2 separate regions of the Homo sapiens genome follow, and region 1 is linked to region 2. The links are chromatin loops, found by intact Hi-C in ENCODE. Cell type or tissue: heart left ventricle. All regions are shown on one strand. Links, peaks and the distances in the headings refer to the core of each region. The heading gives the core; the rest is flanking DNA.

Evidence for each region. Hi-C counts contacts between places; a loop is a spot of excess contacts. Peaks named below come from ENCODE experiments on the same cell type or tissue, not always from the same donor. Only the 100,000 strongest peaks of a DNase experiment are listed, where the experiment ranks them.
Region 1: a loop joins it to region 2, with 13 times the contacts of the local background. A loop is called at or near these places in 6 of 110 quality-filtered maps.

The regions. Positions count from the first base shown.
Region 1 is chr13:24,387,525-24,391,899 of GRCh38, forward strand. No RefSeq gene overlaps it. Among named protein-coding and RNA genes, the nearest start is that of LINC00566, 58 kb to the left of the region's middle. RefSeq lists an enhancer at 4,174-4,375. In heart left ventricle, for the core only: no CTCF peak of the experiment used is centred there; a DNase peak (open chromatin) is centred at 2,211.
Region 2 is chr13:22,963,268-22,967,642 of GRCh38, forward strand. No RefSeq gene overlaps it. Among named protein-coding and RNA genes, the nearest start is that of LINC00621, 49 kb to the left of the region's middle. In heart left ventricle, for the core only: no CTCF peak of the experiment used is centred there; no DNase peak of the experiment used is centred there.

The DNA.
Region 1 (4,375 bases), core at 158-4,157, 1.4 Mb after region 2:
GGGGCAGAGAGGATGCCAAGAGCATTCCCCACCCTCCATGGGGCCTTCCCCAGGCCTCCCCCACCTGGGGATCGGGGATACGCCCTCTCCACCCAGCTATCTCCCACCCACCTCTCCTGGGATCTGGGAATAGGAAAGCTGTTTGCTCAAACACGCCTGGGCCCCCAGGCACAGAACACAGTCAGTGTTCCTGGGGGCAGCGCCAAGGGTGGCTGGGGGCGAGCTGAGGCCCAGCGTTCCTCCCTGATGTCAGGCGTGTCTGGAAGCCATTCAGCATTCATCAGCCCTTTGACTTCTCCCTCAGTGGCTCTGCAGGTAACTATCTCTATGTTGATTTGTGTTCTCTGCCCCTTCAGGGAGCCTGGGGTCTGAAGCAACTCTCAGACTGTCAGGCAAATGACGCTGTCAGAGATGTCAACCCCTCTCCCAGTGATAAGAGTCGCACACCTGGTCAGTGGCCACCCTGGAGTTGGGTCCAACCCTGCCTTTTCTGCAAAGTGTGGACAAACCTCAGAAAGCCTGGAGAGAGAGGGAGCTAGGGACAGAGGAGGGGAGGAGAGAGGAACTGGGGTTGGGGGATCCGAAGGAGAACAGGGCTCCTGGCTCCGTGGCTTCCCGCTAGCTCAAGATGGTCCCCTTGGTCCCACATCAAGTCTCACAAAACTCCTAGGAGCATCAGCATCAAAAAGACAAACAACCCAACCAGGAACTGGGCACAGGAGTTTAAAAGACATTTCTCCAAAGAAGACCTGCAAATGGCCAGCAAGCACATGAAAAGACTCAACGCCATTAGTCATTAGAGAATCCACCAAAACCACAGCGAGATGCCACTTCTCACTCCTCAGGATGGTGAGGAGGAGTAGAAGGGGAAGGAGGGGAAGGAGGGAATGAAGGAGAGAGGGAGGGAGAGAAGAAAGGAAAGAAAGAGGGAAGGAAGAAGGGAAGGAAGGAGGGAGGGAGGTTAGGAAGGAAAGAAGGAGGGAAGGAAGGAGGGTGGGAAGGGAAGGAGAGCAGGACAGAGAAGGAAGAAGGGAGAGAGGAAGGGAGGGAGGGTGGGAAGGAAGGAGGGAGGAAGGAAGAGAAGGAAGGTAGGAGGGAAGGAAGGAGGGTTAAAAGGAGGGAGGGAGGAAAGGAAGGGTCACAGGAGGGACTCCAAGGCCCTGGGCTCCCATTAGGGGCTGCTGGGCAGGCAGGTTGTGCTGGAAATGCAGGTGGAAACAGGCATGGGGACCCTGGAGGCAGGAGATGGTCACAGCCCCAGCTGCTCTCTGTAGAAAATAGCGAGTGTTGGTGAGGACATGGAGGAATTGGAGCCTTGCCTGCCGCTGGTGGGAATATAGAACAATGCAGCCACTGGGTGGAACCCAGCAGGAACCTGGGAGGCCTTCGATGTGATTTGGCAACCAGCGGAGTGAGGCACCAACCACATGCTAACAGGGGCTGAGCACACCATGCTGGGCGAGGCAGCCAGTCACAAAGGCCACACAGCAAATGGCCCCTTCTATACGAAGTGCTTAGAACAGGCAAAGCTGTTAAAGACAGAAAGTAGCTTTGTGGTTGCCAGGGGCTGGGGTTGGGGCAGATGGGAAGTGGCCACGATGGATATGGAGGTTTCTTTTGGGGGTGGTGGAAAGGTTCTAACATCAGATGATGGTAATGGTTTGATTGTGCAGCTTTGTAGATATACTAAAAACCATTGAATTCTGCACGGGCAAAAAGTCTGGGAGGTATGAGGCAGAATCAACATCTTACAGAAGAGGAAACTGAGGCTCGGGCATTTTAAATAAAAGTTGTCTTACTGCTGTGCCCGATGCCTTGAAAAGCCGGCTAAGACTTCTCATGGGAACTGTCTCCTCAATAGGCCCCGGCTGGCCCCTCTCCAGCCCTTCCCCAGGGAACCTTCCCTGCCAGAGCCTGCCCTGACCCCCTGTTCACACGCAGCACCTCACCAGGAGCAGGTCTGGGGACAGTAGTGGGTGGCTGCATATCCAGCTGCCATGGCTCCTTCAGCTTTCTCCTGAGAAGGGAAGGGAGGTGGTGCTGCAGGGGAGAGGAGGGTGCAGAGGAGATGCCACTGGCAGCAGGAGGTAGACGCAGCCCAGCTGCTCTCTCAGGAGTGCAGAGGGGCTGAGTCCCCACACCAACGGCCCTGCATGCCTGGCCCAGAAGCACGGGGTCTCACTAGCATAGCACTGGTGTCACACGGGAGAGACTCCGAGGCCCTGGGCTCCCGTCAGGGGCTCCTGGGCAGGCAGGTTGTGCTGGAAGATGCAGGTAAGGACAGACATGGGGACCCTGGAACAAGGCAGGTCCTGCCTGTCTGCATGAACCCCAGGACAGCCATGGCCCCTGCCTATGAACCTCTTGGTTAAAAAGCCCCATGTCATGGAGGCAGCATTGGGCCCCTCCAGATAGAAAGAAACCCCTATGGCATGGAGCCAGAATCACCCCAGACATCCTCTTTCAGATTTTTCAATTTTATGTTCACTTACTTTTAGGCAAATGGGAAAAGGTTGGAGGTACCCAGCCTGCCCAGCCTGCGTGGTTTTGTGGTGGTCCCACACTGAATCATCTGTCAGAGGGCTGTCTGTGGTCCCTCGGGGCTGGGGTCTACACCCCCTTGTCAGGACTGCAGGCCTGGCACTGCTGCGTGGCTCAGGGCTGCCACCTTCCCGCACTGATGAAGGGCTGACCGCGCCTGACGCCATTAATTGAGCTTCCTCCGAGTGGGACAAGCGAGCGTTCTCGTTTCTAGGATGATCAAGTTTTGCCAGAGCTTGAGCAAAGCTACTCAGTCATGAGATTGGAAGGTGGGAGCCCCACGTGGCTGGAACTTCATTCCTGCAGAGAAGATCCCTCCAGAGAGGCCCCAGGCCCAGCTACGGAAATAAATGCAGCCACACCCCATTCCCCTTCAGATGACACGGACTCCCCAGATTCCCCACTGTCAGCCCAGCGTTCAGCTTCACGGTTGTCTCTACCCCGGCTCACCCGGTGAGCCTCTGCCCTGGAGCTGACAGGGCCACAGCCAAGGCCCCATCCCTTCATCTTGGCTGGGGCGGAACCTCTCTGCCGCCATGGGCAGCACTTCTCAGAGGGCCAGGGGCTGCTGTGTGGACTACCGTCCTCGCACAAGGCAGCAAGTGCTCCATGTCCGTGGCGCTGGGGGAGGGAGGGGGTCGCCAAGGACCTGCCTGCCTGCCTGCCTTGGGATGCTCTGGGTTCTCAACTAGATGCTGCCTGGACCTGTGGAGTGGCCCCAGGACCCCATCCACGCTGCCTGGGCCCTGCCAGCTGGGGCCTCCAGTCTGCCGGTGCGACCTCACTGGCCCCTGGGTCTGGGGTCCCCTGGGTCTGCTATGGGAGGCAAGGGGGCACTGTGAGATGCCACTTCTCACTTCTCAGGATGGCAGAAACTCAGCCCTGAGAGAGACTATGTCCAGACACCACATTTAGGGCTCTGGCGTGTGACAGGTGTGGCAGTGGGTGGGGTGCGCTCAGTGACCTGGACCGAGAGCAGGCCCGAGGCCCAGCAGGGACTCAGAGAAACATGGAGTGCCAGGCAGGAGGCCCAGGGGCCAGGAGGGGCCACGGTGCTCCCAGGCCTCGCATCTACCCATTTCAGCCTTCTAAGATCTGCAGCCAGAGGTCCAAGAACAGGCAGAGGAGGCCCGTATGGGGGTGCTGCAGCAGAGGGAGTGGGGTTACCAGCCAGCGGCCAAGGCTCACAGGAGCAGGACCTCCCAGGCCACGCAAGGGAGAGGACATTTCCAGTAACGGCGTTTCAGAATTCCTCCTCCCTAGGGGTCCAGGGCCTTCCTCTGCTCCGAGGAATTCTCAGGCCAGTCCCTGAGACAAGACAGGCTGGAGGGAGGCATGCTGAGCAGGCAGGGCCCGGTGTGGGACCCTCCGCGGGAATCGTCCGAGCAGCATCTGGAGAAGGCGGAGGGTGGGAAGCTCGGTGGAGTGTACCCTCTAGTCCGCCTCTCTTGCTCCCCTCCTGCCTCCCGAGGCTCCCTGCAGGACTCCCCGACCTGCCTGCCTCTCACCCATAAGGTAGGTCTACAGCAGGTCAGTCTGCTGGGGGCCCAGGTGTGGGACTTGAGTTCTCCTGGGGCCACAAATGGCTTGAAGGGTGGCCTCAGGCAGGGCAGGTGACCCCTCCCTAGTCTGAGGTTTTTGCTTCTAGGAGACTAGAAGTCCCTGGAGTCCCCCAGGTGTTAAAGTCTGGGAGGAGAGACTCTGCCTAGCGCCTCGTGTGGGATGTCCTGAAGTCCAGGCCAGCCCAGGAGCCTTCCTGGGGGTTTGGAATCACTGCTGTAGGGTACTCACCCCTGCAGGGAGCTGTCCAATGGAGCTGGGGCCTCTCTGAGGC
Region 2 (4,375 bases), core at 83-4,082:
GAAAGAGGGAAGGAAGAAGGGAAGGAAGGAGGGAGGGAAGGAAGGAAGGAAGGAGGGAAAAAAGGAGGGTGGGAAGGGAAAGAGGGCAAGAGGGAGAGAAAGAAGGGAGAGAGGAAGGGAGGGAGGGTGGGAAGGAAGGAGGGAGGGAGAGAAGGAAGGTAGGAGGGAGGCAAGGAGGGTTAAAAGGAAGGAGGGAGGGAGGGAAGGAAGGAAGGAAGGAAAGAAGGAAGGAAGGAGGGAAGGAAGGAAGGAAAGAAGGAAGGAGAGAAGGAAGGAAGGAAGGAGGGAAGGAAGAAAAGAGAGAAGGAAGGAAGGAGGGAAGGAAGGAAGGAAGGAGGGAGGGAAGAAGGAATGAAGGAGGGAGGGAGGGAAGGAAGGGTCACAGGAGGGACTCCAAGGCCCTGGGCTCCCATTAGGGGCTGCTGGGCAGGCAGGTTGTGCTGGAAATGCAGGTGGAAACAGGCATGGGGACCCTGGAGGCAGGAGATGGTCACAGCACCAGCTGCTCTCTGTTGAAAATAGCGAGTGTTGGCGAGGACATGGAGGAATTGGAGCCTCGCCTGCTGCTGACGGGAATGTAGAAGGATGCAGCCACTGGGTGGAACCCAGCAGGAGCCTGGGAGGCCTTCGATGTGACTTGGTAACCAGCGGAGTGAGGCACCAACCACATGCTAACAGGGGCTGAGCACACCATGCTGGGCGAGGCAGCCAGTCACAAAGGCCACACAGCAAATGGCCCCTTCTATACGAAGTGCCTAGAACAGGCAAAGCTGTTGAAGACAGAAAGTAGCTTTGTGGTTGCCAGGGGCTGGGGTTGGGGCAGATGGGAAGTGGCCACGATGGATATGGAGGTTTCTTTTGGGGGTGGTGGAAAGGTTCTAACATCAGATGATGGTAATGGTTTGATTGTGCAGCTTTGTAGATATACTAAAAACCATTGAATTCTGCACGGGCAAAAAGCCTGGGAGGTATGAGGCAGAATCAACATCTTACAGAAGAGGAAACTGAGGCTCGGGCATTTTAAATAAAAGTCGTCTTACTGCTGTGCCCGATGCCTTGAAAAGCCGGCTAAGACTTCTCATGGGAACTGTCTCCGCAACAGGCCCCAGCTGGCCCCTCTCCAGCCCTTCCCCAGGGAACCTTCCCTGCCAGAGCCCGCCCTGACTCCCTGCTCACAGGCAGCGCCTCACCAGGAGCAGGTCTGGGGACAGTAGTGGGTGGCTGCATATCCAGCTGCCATGGCTCCTTCAGCCTTCTCCTGAGAAGGGAAGGGAGGTGGCACTGCAGGGGAGAGGAGGGTGCAGAGGAGATGCCACTGGCAGCAGGAGGATGGATGCAGCCCAGCTGCTCTCTCAGGAGTGCAGAGGGGCTGAGTCCCCACACCAACGGCCCAGAAGCATGGGGTCTCACTAGCATAGGACTGGTGTTACATGGGAGAGACTCCGAGGCCCCCGGCTCCCATCAGGGGCTCCCGGGCAGGCAGCTTGTGCTGGAAGATGCAGGTAGGGACAGGCATGGGGACCCTGGAACAAGGCAGGTCCCGCCTGTCTGCATGAGCCCCAGGACAGCCATGGCCCCTGCCTATGAACCTCCTCTCTGCTCTTGGTTAAAAAGCCCCATGTCATGGAGGCAGCAGCCTTTTCAGGCACTGGGGCCCCTCCAGACAGAAAGGGGCCCCTCCAGACAGAAAGAAACCCCTATGGCATGGAGCCAGAATCACCATAGACACCCTCTTTCAGAGTTTTCAATTTTATGTTCACTTACTTTTAGGCAAATGGGAAAAGGTTGGAGGTACCCAGCCTGCCCAGCCTGCGTGGTTTTGCGGTGGTCCCACACTGAATCATCTGTCAGAGGGCTGTCTGTGGTCCCTCGGGGCTGGGGTCTGACACCCCCTTGTCAGGACTGCAGGCCTGGCACTGCTGTGTGGCTCAGGGCTGCCGCCTTCCTGCACTGGTGAAGGGCTGACCGCGCCTGACGCCGTTAATTGAGCTTCCTCCGAGTGGGACAAGTGAGCGATCTCATTTCTAGGATGATCAAATTTTGCCAGAGCTTGAGCAAAGCTACTCAATCATGGGATTGGAAGGTGGGAGCCCCACGTGGGTGGAACTTCATTCCTGCAGAGAAGATTCCTCCAGAGAGGCCCCAGGCACAGCTACGGAAATAAAAGCGGCCACACCCCATTCCTCTTGAGATGACACGGACTCCCCAGATGCCCCGCTGTCAGCCCAGCGCTCAGCTTCACGGTTGTCTCTCCCCCGGCTCACCCGGTGAGCCTCTGCCCTGGAGCTGACAGGGCCACAGCCAAGGCCCATCCCTTCATCCTGGCTGGGGCGGAACCTCTCTGCCGCCATGGGCAGCACTTCTCAGAGGGCCAGGGGCTGCTGTGTGGACTACCGTCCTCGCACAAGGCAGCAAGTGCTCCATGTCCGTGGCGCTGGGGGATGGAGAGGGTCGCCAAGGACCTGCCTGCCTGCCTGCCTTGGGATGTTCTGGGTTCTCAACTAGATGCTGCCTGGACCTGTGGAGTGGCCCCAGGACCCCATCCACGCTGCCTGGGCCCTGCCAGCTGGGGCCTCCAGTCTGCCGGTGCGACCTCACTGGCCCCTGGGGCTGGGGTCCCCTGGGTCTGCTATGGGAGGCAAGGGGGCACCGTGAGATGCCACTTCTCACTTCTCAGGATGGCAGAAACTCAGCCCTGAGAGAGGCTATGTCCAGACACCACATTTAGGGCACTGGCGCGTGACAGGTGTGGCAGTGGGTGGGGTGTGCTCAGTGACCTGGACCGAGAGCAGGCCCGAGGCCCAGCAGGGACTCAGAGAAACATGAAGTGCCAGGCAGGAGGCCCAGGGGCCAGGAGGGGCCACGGTGCTCCCAGGCCTCGCATCTACCCATTTCAGCCTTCTAAGATCTGCAGCCAGAGGTCCAAGAACAGGCAGAGGAGGCCCGTATGGGGGTGCTGCAGCAGAGGGAGTGGGGTTACCAGCCAGCGGCCAAGGCTCACAGGAGCAGGACCTCCCAGGCCACGCAAGGGAGAGGACATTTCCAGTAACGGCGTTTCAGAATTCCTCCTCCCTCGGGGTCCAGGGCCTTCCTCTGCTCCGAGGAATTCTCAGGCCAGTCCCTGAGACAAGACAGGCTGGAGGGAGGCATGCTGAGCAGGCAGGGCCCGGTGTGGGACCCTCCGCGGGAATCGTCCGAGCAGCATCTGGAGAAGGCGGAGGGTGGGAAGCTCAGTGGAGTGTACCCTCTAGTCCGCCTCTCTTGCTCCCCTCCTGCCCCGCGAGGCTCCCTGCAGGACTCCCCGACCTGCCTGCCTCTCACCCATAAGGTAGGTCTACAGCAGGTCAGTCTGCTGGGGGCCCAGGTGTGGGACTTGAGTTCTCCTGGGGCCACCAATGGCTTGAAGGGTGGCCTCAGGCGGGGTTGGCGACCCCTCCCTAGTCTGAGTTTTTGCTTCTAGGAGACTAGAAGTCCCTGGAGTCCCCCAGGTGTTAAAGTCTGGGAGGAGAGACTCTGCCTAGCGCCTCGTGTGGGATGTCCTGAAGTCCAGGCCAGCCCAGGAGCCTTCCTGGGGGTTTGGAATCACTGCTGGAGGATACTCACCCCTGCAGGGAGCTGTCCAATGGAGCTGGGGCCTCTCTGAGGCAGTGGCCTGACAGGCTGGGCCACCCAGGGCCGCCACCCGGGAGCCCCAGGACCTTAGGCATGTCCAGCTCACCTTGCGGAAACATCTCTTGACTGCCGCAGTGGGTGTGGCTGCAGAATTCCCATCCGTCTCCACGCTCCTTTGAGAGCGCACAGCAGAACTGCTGCCCGCGCAGCCTCGTGGGTCCCTCCTGACCCTAGATGAGGCGGGCTCCTCCTCCCTGGGCACCAGGTGCTCCTGGGACCCGGGCTTAGCACGCTTCTGCATGAGACGGGTTTCGTGATCACTCCATACTGTAATTAGATATTAAAAATCTCACTGTGCCTTCATAAAATAACGTTGAATGAATAATAGAGTATCACAGTTGGAAAGTCATCAAAATGTAATAAAATGGTGTTATTACAAAGGCTTAAATTTTAATGATGTTTTTTAGTATGTCACTTATTGTATAATTACAAAATAAGATAGAGTAATTAAACGGAGACTTGGGGCTTTGCAGGGGGCTGGGGCTGGGAGGCTCCTGATTCTATCCAGAGTGGGCACTGGAGAGGGAGCAGCCAGCCTCCTGGCGGCAGGGCCTGGGTTGGGGGTGTGGCCAGGCATGGGCTGACCTTCTGCCGTCCTGGAGGTGAGGGGCTCGGGAGGACAAGGCCTTGGGACTTGTAGAGCCCCCCCTGTATCTCAGCACACAGGGCCGACCTCAGGCTGCCAACGCCCACAGCTCTTTGC